Regions from separate parts of the Homo sapiens genome. Here region 1 is linked to region 2. A link is a loop called in an ENCODE intact Hi-C map of the cell type or tissue named here. Cell type or tissue: gastrocnemius medialis. All regions are shown on one strand. Each heading gives the region's core, and the rest is flanking DNA. Links, peaks and the distances in the headings are about the cores only.

Region 1 (5,898 bases), core at 1,925-4,424, 490 kb after region 2:
TCTAGGGTCTTGACTTGGAACTGCTCCTATGTCCTCAGCTGTCCTCAGTTTTCCTATTGCCTTGCTCTCAGTAAACCTGTATCTCACCCTCGTTGAGATACAGTTTTTTCTGGCTAGCCATTTTAGCAAACACTCAGGCTACTGCCCTAAAATCCCTGAGCTCTGTGAAATTCACCATTTCTTACTGGCCCCAGGTAATAGTTATTCTCTGCCTTAATTGCTCCCCACAACCAGCTGCAGACAATATCTAGATAAAATCTGAAAATTGGCTCCTAAAACATTCCCTGTCTCATGTGAGCTTGAGCTCTCACTATTCTTCACTTCACCTGCTTTGGTCTGTTGACTGAGCCATGAGCAGTCCCCATCTCTAGCCATTCTAGACCTCTGCCCTCAAGAACCAATTTGGGTCTGTCATGTGTCTTAACTATCAGTAGAAGACCATCCTTCTATTTACCAAAAACAGGCTGTGTTTTGACAATTTCCTCCTCTCTCTTAAAATTCTATTACATCTGTTTCTTCCCTCTTATTTTTTCCTTTACTCTGGGAGAAGAACTGTCTTGCCAAGGTTAAAGTTCCCCTTTGTGTTTTCTCTTCCATCTCCTCCTCCCTCTTCCAGGATTGTGACCCTCCCGCTCTTCCCTCTTCTCCCTTTCAACTGCCCATGCTGTCTTTCTGCAAAAAGGCTCAAGTTTCTGTTATTCTAAAAATACTCTCAGCTGTTTACCTGCCTCTAGTTACTTTCCCATCATCTCAAAATGTCTAGAGTGAACAGCCTGAAACTGTTACCCTGCATATCCTTACTTCCCACTCATTTCCTAATCCCATGCAATCTGGTTTTCATTACAACTTCACCTAAATACCACTCACTAAATTTAGTTGGGAGTTTCTGCAGCTTTTGACATTCGATTACTAATTTCCACCTTAGAAGTCTTCTCCTTTAGATTCTAAAACATACCAATCTCTTGGTGCCTATGCTTCTTCGACCATCTCTCTTACTGATTGGCTCTATATCCTCTCTCTGCTCCCTAAATGTAGGTATGTTCCTCAAGGTTTGTCTCTAGCCTGCTTTTAATTCCATTGTTTTCCTTTGGGATCTACACTGTGGACCTCCTATCACTTGTATGTGAATGATGGGCCGTCACTAACCTCTCTTAAACTCTAGACTTTTTTTCATAATTATCTGTTTATCCCAATAGAACTAATAACATTTCCTACCCCACATACCCCAAACAAATCCCACTCATTTAATGGAACTGTCATTTTCCCATTTGCCTAAATCCAAAAGCTCAGTATCAATTCTTTCCTCCAACTGAAATCCACATACAAATAACCGCAAAGTCCCATAGATTCCCCATGGACCATAGTTCTCTCATTCACACCCCGCCCCCTTTCCCTTCCTACTAACCTACAAGCTGTGTCAGGACCATAATACCTATGGCTTTCTTTTTCTAAATTGGCCTTCCTATCTTAATCTCTGCTATTTTAATCTCCCACAATTCCCCTATACATACCTATGATCTAACTCAGAGGGTTTCGACTAGCTGTAGAATCATCTGGGGTGCTTTTAAAACAAAGGAAAGCCAAGGCCCACTCTCAGAGATTCTGATTTAACTAGCTTAAGGCGGGGTCTAGGCACAGACTTTTGTTCATTGCTGAGGGTGGTGTCTTTTGCTCTCAGCTGCTTTTAATGTGCGGCTAAGGCTGAGAACCACTGCTAGCCAAACTGGAACTGAGTTTTCTCAGACTTGCATCTTGTTTGCTTTGTCTGGCTCCCTCCTCATGGCACTTATTTCTCTGCAATGGACTATCATTAATCCATTGTGCTTTAACAAATGTGTTCAATTTTATAACACAAATAATCTGAAATTTTGTTCAACCTCCACTCCCCTTAATCAACGTCTCTTTCCTTCCTTCCAGCCATTTACCACGTGTACAAATGCAGCAAGTAGTTTTTATTTTTATTTTATTTATTTATTTTTTTGAGATGGACTCTCGTTCTGTTGCCCCGGCTGGAGTGCAGTGGCATGATCTCGGCTCACTGCAACCTCTGCCTCCAGACTTCAAGAGATTCTCCTTCCTCAGCCTCTTGAGTAGCTGGGATTAAAGGCGCACACCACCACGCCCAGCTAATTTTTGTATTTTTAGTAGAGACGGGGTTTCACCATGTTGGTCAGACTGGTCTCGAACTCCTGACCTCCTGATCCACCTGCCTCGGCCTCCCAAAGTGCTGGGATTACAGGCATGAGCCACCGCGCCCAGCCCAGCAAGTAGTTAATACAATTTACTTCATTTTCACAAATAGATCATGACTTTAGGCAAGTAACCTCTCTTAACCTGGACTTCTCATCTCTAAAATAAAAAGACTGGATTAGATGACCTTTAAGTTTCCTTCTACTAGGAAGGAAATAATGATTCTATGATTATTTTATCATAAAAATTACTATTCTGATTTTATCAAATTATAATTTTGATTATTTTATATCGACTAAGTAGATTCTTGGACTAAAATATTATTGGACTAAACAAAGCATCATTGGTGAATGATGCTTCTAGTATACTGTACCTAAATATCCAGTTCAAACAGTTCTAGCTTCTCTGATAGTTTCTGCAATAGAATTATTGCCATATCTATTGTGATTCTGTCTGCAAGACGACATCCATCTCTTTAATAATGCAAAATATACAATTTAAAGCAGCTTCTAATCACTGTAATCTTACTGCAGCCAGAAAAATGATAAGAAATACCATCACATGAGTTCTTAAATCTAGATGCCAAGTTACTGTTCCTTTCACAAACTGATTAAATCCATTTGTTCTATTATTACCATATAAACCCAGCCAGAGGAAACACAAGCTCCACTTTCAAACTGTTAATTTTAATATTAACATATGAAAAATAATCACGGCAATGAAGTCATTTACTACTTATTCCTGATAGCTAAGCATGAATAATATATGCAGAAAAACATTTCATTTCCTAAATTATGGTCAAATATATTATGAAGGAAAAATTTTCTGGTAAAGAGGATGGAATAGTAAGGGCTAATTGCAGCAGAAAGACACTGATTGAGTTGGCTGCTGAGAAATGAGGACAGGTGCAATGGCTTGCGCCTGTAATCCTAGCACTTTGGGAGGCTGAAGCAGGACAGCTTAAGCCCAGTCTGGGCAACATAAGGAGACACCTGTCTCCACTAAAAAAAAAAAAAAAACCAATAGCTGGCCATGGTGGCGTTTGCTTGTGGTCCCCGCTGCTTCACAGGCTGAGGCAGAGGAGGACTGCTTGAGCCTAGGAGGTTGAGGCTGCAGTGAGTGGTGATCAAGCCACTGCTGCACTCTAACCTGGGTGACAGATCGAGACCTCATCCCAAAAAGCAAACAAACAAGAAATGAAGAAAATCCTGTGTCAGATGAAAGAGTTCAGGCTTTACCCTTGCTAAAACATGGACAGTTTTTCTTCTCAAGCCATGACTTTGTTTGTACATCTTCAAAATGAAGACAGTGAGCTACATAAATCAGTTCCAAAGTTGCCTGATACAATCACCCAAAAAGCTTTTTGAAAATAACGAATACCAGGCCCCCACCCCCGGAGATTATTCTAATACAGGTCTGAGCTATGACACACACTTCTGAATTTTTAATTTTTAAACTAGATATCTATTTCTTTTCATACATGATTGAGAAACATTAAGATAAACTCTAAGATATATTTCTAGTTCTAGAATTCTACTGTATACAGAATAATGCCCCTATGAGGTGTTCAATAATAGCAAAATGGCTTAGTAATAATCTGAGAGACTACTATAAGAATCAATAGCTATCAGGTAAGTATATACATGGCTATTTTGATTATAGCTAATCAGTGAAGTAATGGAAAAAACAACCATCCAACCATCAATTAGCCAAAAGGACTTAAAAATTTTGTTTTCAACATATTTAAAAACACCAACACTCTTGCCAATTAAAAAGAAAATGTATAGTGAGAGTTTAGGATGAGAACTGCTTTTAGACACTTTTCCAGTTTGTTTCAATATTTCAATATATTTCAAAAGGGATTGTTTTTTAATGAGATATCTATCTATAGATATCGATAGATAGTCTGCTACGAAATACACCACTCCATTAAAAAAAGATTTAGGAAAAATGGATAATTTCAAAAATTAAATCCTCTGGAAATTAATCACCTGAGTCTGGTTTCATTATCGATTTTAGGATAAAAACATAGTTTTAAACTTATTTTTCACTTTAAAGACCATTATTTTTAAAGCTTTAATTTTTATTTTTTAGTAATAATGGAAATATTTTGTGGTTTGAATTTTGGAAACCATGTAATTATAATCCTATATTTGCAGATTCACTTTAGGTCTTCACACACAAAAAAGTCTACTTTTTCACATTCCATTTTTTCTGCTAGGTTACATTTTATAAACTCTGTAAACAGGAAACTACTCAATTACAAAAGTCCTATGTTGGTTTATTCACTATTAAACTATCTAAATAAGGCTTGTTTGAAATGAAAAAATTGGCAGTCAGAAAATATACTGGAAAGGAACCAGGTAACAAAAACATCCATTCTGTCAAGCTGTACTAGTAGGGGAAGAGGGACAAATGTGTGGAATAAAAAGGTTATCCCATCTGTTTGGCATGTTGTTTTTCATTCAACAGTATTAAATAAGTGGCAGCGGCATTGTAAAAAATTTCAGCTGATGCTTTCAAAGTCTAAGCACTTTAAAATGATGATCAGCATTAGGTTCAAGAGCCTAGGGCCCATAAGCTCTTATGAGGACACACTCTTATATTTCTTCTTCCTAGGTTTAAACCATCACAAAGGAGGACATTTCGAATCAGTGTTTATGCTTTGCCACCTGACAAGCCTCTTAGAAATCTGAACCTCTAACCGATCGTTCCTTCCAAGTACAGACTTGCCATTATGCCAGAGTTCATATACAGTCCTCGAAGCAGCAGACCAGCATCTTAATATTTTTCATGTATTCTGCATATATATAGCCAGAAGTTAAAACTCCACAGCATACTTCATTCTCATAAAAGTTATAAATTTCTTTCAGTAAAAGCTACTGCTTCTTAGTCTGGTTATTACAGCTAAAGACAGCTCTGACTCCAACTAATTATACTAAGGGTCTGAATAATACCGGAAAAAAGCCCCAAAGAGTATTTTGAAGAAGTCTGTGTTCATATACTTCATTAAGAAGCCACATCTCAATGAAAATACTCTATAAATATGAAAGGACCAGTGATAACATCACATAACTTGAATATCAGAGGAAAACACTCAAGTTCACATTTTTAAGTGCTACAGATCATGAAGTAGCCTCCAAAACAACTATTTACTTTTAAAAATCCTCCTGCTTTCAAAGCATAAAGGAAATATTTGATGGATTAAATATCACATTGCCAACTAATAGGTTTAGCGGCTTGATGGAAAAGGACTAAAACAAGTTTCTACCAATTATACCTTGTCTATATAAAACAAAGTCAAAGCCTATTTACAAAGAACAAATACGTAGTCTTAAACTAACAGCCGAGCCATCCATGAATAATGACCAAAACAAAAAGCTGGATAAGAGCTTTGATAACCTGGGTTCAAATTATGTCAGTATCTTATTCTCAAATGCAAAGAATTATTTTCAAATGCAGATAATGACTGATGTATCACTTAGGGAGTTAGTGAGACTGAGGACTCACATGAATAAAATTTTATCAAACTTAAAAACGGTGTATTCTGAGGACTCAAATGACCAAATATTTTATCAGACCCAAAGATTCCAGCTATGTAGTGGTTTCACCAGCCTAAAAAATAAGATTTAAAACACTTTTTCTACGTAAAATTTTAGGCCTTCAGGTTTCTTATTGCACAGGACTTGATGAGGTGTAATTTGGTCA
Region 2 (5,898 bases), core at 1,455-3,954:
TCCAACCACAAATTCTATATACTCTACATGCTAAATATCCTTCGTGTCCATCTTTTATTTGTAATCTCCATTCCCACTGTCCCTTATTCAGCAGTCATCTGTATGATTGCAAAAATCCAAAGAGAAACAAACAAGCAAACAAGAACTTTCTAAATGATCTTCCTGCTTTTAATTTCATCACATTTCCATTGTACTACTGCTTATGTGATTTTTCTAATATATGTAACATAGCCACTTTCCTATTCTACATCTTAAAGTGGCTTTTCTTTCCTTAAGTCAATACCCACATCCTTAGCAGGTTATAGGAAGCCATTCATGTTCTAAGCACCTTCATTTGTGGGCTCTTCTGCCACCCTCCACACACTCACTCACTTCAGCAACCTTGAACACTGATGTTTACTATGTGTGCTGCCAACTTTCTTTCCTCTGTGCCTTTGGACATGCTGATCTCACTGACTCCAAAATTCTTCCCCTCTTTTTCTGCCAGGAAAATTTCTCTTTTAAGACTCACCCAAAAAATTTCTCCATAGCTAGGTCAGCCTCTTTTCCTAAGCCATATTAGATGCTCTCTTAGCTTCCTTTAGCATTTTGTACATGCTTCCATTACAGCAATTTATACCACAGCTTGTATGCATTTCTTTGTATATACTTTGTATAGCCTTTTTTTGTATATCCTTCCTGAGGAAAGGAATCATATCTTATTCATTTTTATGACAAACACCAGGCACAGTGCCTAGTGCTCAAAAGATGTTTTTTATATTAATATTAAGCAGAGAAAGGATATGCATATGAAAGATATATGGTCCCTGATTTCAAAGAAATAACATTACAATCTAAAGATTTATAGTGGAAAAAATATAAAATAGATTTGCTTATATTCCACCAGAGAGTACAATTAGAAAAATTTACAAAGAAAAAAATTACTCAATAAAATAATGTACTCTCTAATCTTTGGAGTTATCTAACTAGCAAGCAGGAGGCATCAAGAGTTAGTGAGCTTCTGATTACTAGATTCAGGCTGAAATAAGATGGCTTAGTGTCTTCAACCAGAATGTGGTCTCTATTCAACACTTGTACTGGATGAGGGTTTAGACCTCTACAAGTCCTACGTGCCTGACGTCATTCTCTGAAAAGGCTGACGATTAAGTGATTCTCAAATAATTTTTTTAGTAAATAAGATTGTTTGGTATCTCTGCCTCAACTGTGTAATTTAAAATATTAAATTTGAATTAATTACAGTGTATTCATAGTAAGAGTTCACTAAAATTTTGTAATTCCACAATATTCTGGGAATGTACAACTAGAGACATTATTTTGGATTTATTTGGTAGTAGTAGGGAACAATAATTAATGCCTCCTTTCCCCTACCTGAGATTGGATGCTTAGTAAAGATGAACATAGGAGTCAGATAAATTAAGGTCAAGTATTACCTTTGTTATCAATAAAAATGAACAGCTTTAGGTTACTGATTAAGCCACATTCTTCTGCAGGCCTAATAATATACCCTACATTGAAAATACCGATTGCCTTAGTTGTTTTTGTGCTGCTAGAGCAGAATACCATGCACTGGGTAATTTATAAAGAACAGAACTGTATTTTCTTTTCTTTTCTTTTCTTTTTTTTTTTTTTTTTTTTTTTTGAGACAGGGTCTTGCTCTGTCGCCCAGGCTGGAGTGCAATGGCCTCTTCTTGGCTCACTGCAACCTCTGCTTCTTGGGTTCAAGCAATTCTCCTGTTTTAGCCTCCCAAGTAGCTGGGATACAGGCACCCGCCACCACACCCGGCTAATCTTTTGTATTTTTAGTAGAGACAGGGTTTCACCATGTTGGCCAGGATGGTCTTGAACTCCTGACCTCATGATCTGCCCACCTCGGCCTCCCATAGTGCTGGTATTACAGGTGTCAGCCACCACACCAGGCCACTAAAACTGTATTTTCACAGTTCTAGGGGCTGCAAAGTCCAAGATCTAGATGCCAGTATCTGATTAGGGTTTCCTTGCTGCATCCTAACACAGCAGAAGAAGGAAGAGCAAGGGAGAGACAAACTCTATGTCTTCACATGGCAGAAAAGCTGAAGAGATATAACTCAGTCCCTCAAGACCTTTCTATAGCAGCATTAGTCCCTTCCACCTATAAACCTCCCATCAGACCCTACCCTATTGCATTGGCAATTAAGTTTCCAACACAATAATTTGAGAGGACACATTCAATCCATAGCACTCACTCATCTAAAGATGCTGGTTTCCTCTGTTGCGACTGCCAGAAGGTAAACAGCAGAGCCAAAGAAACTTGGGGAGGATCCAGAAAACCTTGAGCCAACCGTACCTTTTTTCTTCCCCCATTTTCAATGGTCAGTGGAAGGAGAGTGAGTGAGTGGGTGGAAAGAAGTTAGAAATGCTCCTCTGATTAATTCTTCCGGAGAGTTAAGAAGACTTTTCCTTTTCTCTATGGATGCATGAAGAATAAGGAAGTGTTCTAACATACTTTTAAGAGCAATGTCAAATTAGCCGGGCGCAGTGGCAGGCGCCTGTAGTCCCAGCTACTCCGGAGGCTGAGGCAGGGGAATGGCGTGCACCCAGGAGGCAGAGCTTGCAGTAAGCCGAGATTGCGCCACTGCACTCCAGCCTGGGCGACAGAGCAAGGCTCCGTCTCAAAAAAAAAAAAAAAAAAAAAGAGCAATATCATCTTTCAGTAGCTTCCGAGTCTACAATTGGCCTTACATATTAAAAACACAATCTTCTTTGATATTTTGAAAGATCAAAAATTTAGCAGCTATTCTAAAAACTAACCTGTTTCTTTAGAATAACCTGTTTCACTATTTACTTATGCACTCATGCATTCAAAAAAACATTTATTAAATGCCTATCATGTTCCTGGTTCTTTTATGCTAGTGATCAAAGGAAAAATAAGCCACCATCAATGTCCTTAAAGAGCTCTAGCTGGAGAAATGGCCAATTAACTAATAAAAATAATAATAGTAATAAAACGTGATACACAGTATAATGGAGGAAGGAATATTATACCATGAACCCAAAGGGGAAGGAGCAATTAATTACTAGAAGAAAGAAAAAGAAACATTGTAATAAAAATAACAAAAACATATTGTCCTGATGTAGGCTTTGAAAAATGAATAGGAGTTCACTAGGAGAAAATGAGTAGGAACGAAGCTATCCCTTAAAAAAGAAGGACCATGGGCAAAGGCACAAAGGTCTGAATATGCAGCATTTCAGAAATCATTAAACTAAAAGGAAAGCACATTTGATATATGTAAAATATTTTCACATTTAACTTAAAGTTTATTAAAGCAGGGAAACTTTTGCGTAGTTTAATAAAATTACAAAGATCTAGAGGTGAGGCATTTTGAACTAGTTAATAACCAAATGATTTAGGGAATTATTCATTAACCATTAACAAATACCTCCTGCATCCCTCATCTTTGGTTGAGTTCCAACAGTAATATCTCAGAGGTCTTGGCACTTGAAATCTGAACTTAAGCATTTATGTCTACAATATAAGGACCAAAAATATTTTGCTTCTGGGTCATTAAAATTTTTAGAATAATAAGCCCTTCCTTAGCAGCCTTTCTATTTGGTAGAACGCCATGCAGCAATGTGTTCCATATCTGAATTCATAGGGGAAATAAAGTGGTGCTCTTGTTAAGGAAATCCATTTCCTCCAAAAGGACAAGGTATGACAAAGACTGTTTTTCCAACTTAATGTAAATTTCATAACATCAGCAGCGTGCCGTGCAAACTGCCAAATGGAAAGGCTCCCACACGCCCCATCCACATAATACATGGACTCAGGAGGGGCAGAAATTACATTTACTTTAGGAACGATACATCCTCCACACAGCCTCTAAAATCTGCACTGGTGAACCCACTCCTATCTGTTGAAGTCTTTGTCTTTATTAAATGCTTTCTTTCAGGATGGCTAAAATGATGAGAGGTCTTTTGCTTGCTTTTCTTCCTCTTTTGCTGTCTCTTTCCCTTTACAGATACAGCCCCAGTGATTGAAAAACCCGACCTGCAAATCTGACCGTTCAACTTATCTAGGACAATCTCTAAGTACAAGGTCGACATTATCTCAGCCTGCATCCTGTGTAATTATAGTATTTGGCTGGCATTGCTGAATAGGGGCTGAAATCCATCAGGTTTTAGTTAATCTTCCTTGAGTAATCACAGCTGGTTGGCCGGAAGAAAATGATTATGAAATAAAGTTGTTGTGTCTCAATAATAAAGATTACTGATATGCAGGGCAAGCTCTATCTAAGGTTAACCTTTCTCTACATATGAAGGCTCCATATAACTGAGGAACAAGAAATTGTTTCTGAAAAGTCTGCTTTGCTTCAGATTTTAACTTCTCTTTTCTTTTAACTTTTACTAAATCCCCCACCAGTCCTGAATTTTCGTTACACTGCACTGAAACACATATACTAACCCTTTGGAAGTTTTTCAAACAGATCCAACTAGCAGTTTAATGGACATGAGATCAGCTTCCTTCAAGTCTTTGAGTAGAATCTCATGTTGTTTTATTAAGAATCTTTTTATTGTGCTAATCTTGAGGCTATGAGTTATTCACACGACAGACAGGATGACGATGAATCTGCATGGTGATATTAGAGAGTATGTCAAGTGATGTTGTAGTGGCGCAAGCTGTATATTCAGAACAAAAAACAGACTTACACAGTTGGAGAAAACTCTCCATCACTGTCTATGCAATATGAACAATGCAGCATACATCCAATCCAATAATTTTTACCCCTTCTTATGATAAGAGATGATCACAAAAGATTTATCTAGCAACTGTAAAAAGGCACAGATGGTGGTATGGTGGTTAACAGCACAGATTCTGCAGTCATAGCTAGCTTTGCCTCTCACCAGCTATGTGACTTTGGGTGAATTACTTAACCTCTCTATTGACTTAGTTTCCTCAACCTTAAAATAGAAATTATAATAATAGTAGCTGTCTCATGTGCACATCATGAAGATTAAATGAGTTAACATATCCAGGATGCTCAGAACAGTTATTGGCATTTAAAAAGCATAGTAAGTGTTCACTCTTGATAACATTAAAACATATAAAGAAACAGGATTGGCTGGATCCTAACGTTGTTGGATAGGCAGTAAGTACAACTTGCAAGATCTTTAGCTCTAAATTCTTGTTTGATACTTGACTTCAGGCTATTAACATTTAACCAGAGACTCATAAACAAAATGACCTATGGTTAAACTCATCACGTTAATGTGTCTACTCATGAGAAATAAGAACGCACATAAAAATAGTACACCATAGATTTTGTCTGGAAGGGTAAGATGAGAGCAAGAGGACAAGGGAAGATGATTTGCTTGAGGCTGATGGTTCTGGGCACAGTGGCTCCCAGACTCCTCCTTATTCCACTGCTTTCATTGCCCTTACAGCACATGACTGGGATGACCAAGGAAGTTCCTCCTACAAAGAAATACATTTCAGTGTCTGAGTTTCCAAGCACATATTGGCATCCATTCCTTGGCTATTGAACTGACTCTTCTTTCTTCCTAATTACATCCCTAATGTAAATACATCCAGCAATAATCCTTAATTACATCCTCTTAATTACACACCGACTGCAAATGCATGCCAACTCTCCTTTGTCATCATTTAAGTCAATTGGTTAATACTAAACCAAACAAATACATAGACACACAAGAAAGCCATAAGTGGGAGGTTTTGAATAGAAAGATAAGCTGAGAAATATGTATTTTTCATTTTTATTTTTTAAAGCCAAAGCAAGTTTATTAGGAAAGTAAAGGAATAAAAAAATGGCTACTCCATAGGCAGAGCAGCCCCAAGGGCTGCTGGTTGCCCATTTTTATGGCTATTTCTTGATTATATGCTAAACAGGGGTGGATTATTTGTGC

Evidence for each region. Hi-C counts contacts between places; a loop is a spot of excess contacts. Peaks named below come from ENCODE experiments on the same cell type or tissue, not always from the same donor. Only the 100,000 strongest peaks of a DNase experiment are listed, where the experiment ranks them.
Region 1: a loop joins it to region 2, with 2.8 times the contacts of the local background. A loop is called at or near these places in 2 of 110 quality-filtered maps.

The regions. Positions count from the first base shown.
Region 1 is chr4:123,404,388-123,410,285 of GRCh38, reverse strand. No RefSeq gene overlaps it. Among named protein-coding and RNA genes, the nearest start is that of SPRY1, 11 kb to the right of the region's middle. In gastrocnemius medialis, for the core only: no CTCF peak of the experiment used is centred there; a DNase peak (open chromatin) is centred at 3,145; H3K4me3 peaks cover 237 bases; H3K27ac peaks cover 2,500 bases.
Region 2 is chr4:123,891,428-123,897,325 of GRCh38, reverse strand. The region is part of intron 4 of LINC01091 (long intergenic non-protein coding RNA 1091); the gene reads right to left. Among named protein-coding and RNA genes, the nearest start is that of LINC01091, 240 kb to the right of the region's middle. In gastrocnemius medialis, for the core only: no CTCF peak of the experiment used is centred there; a DNase peak (open chromatin) is centred at 2,555; H3K4me3 peaks cover 572 bases; H3K27ac peaks cover 2,291 bases.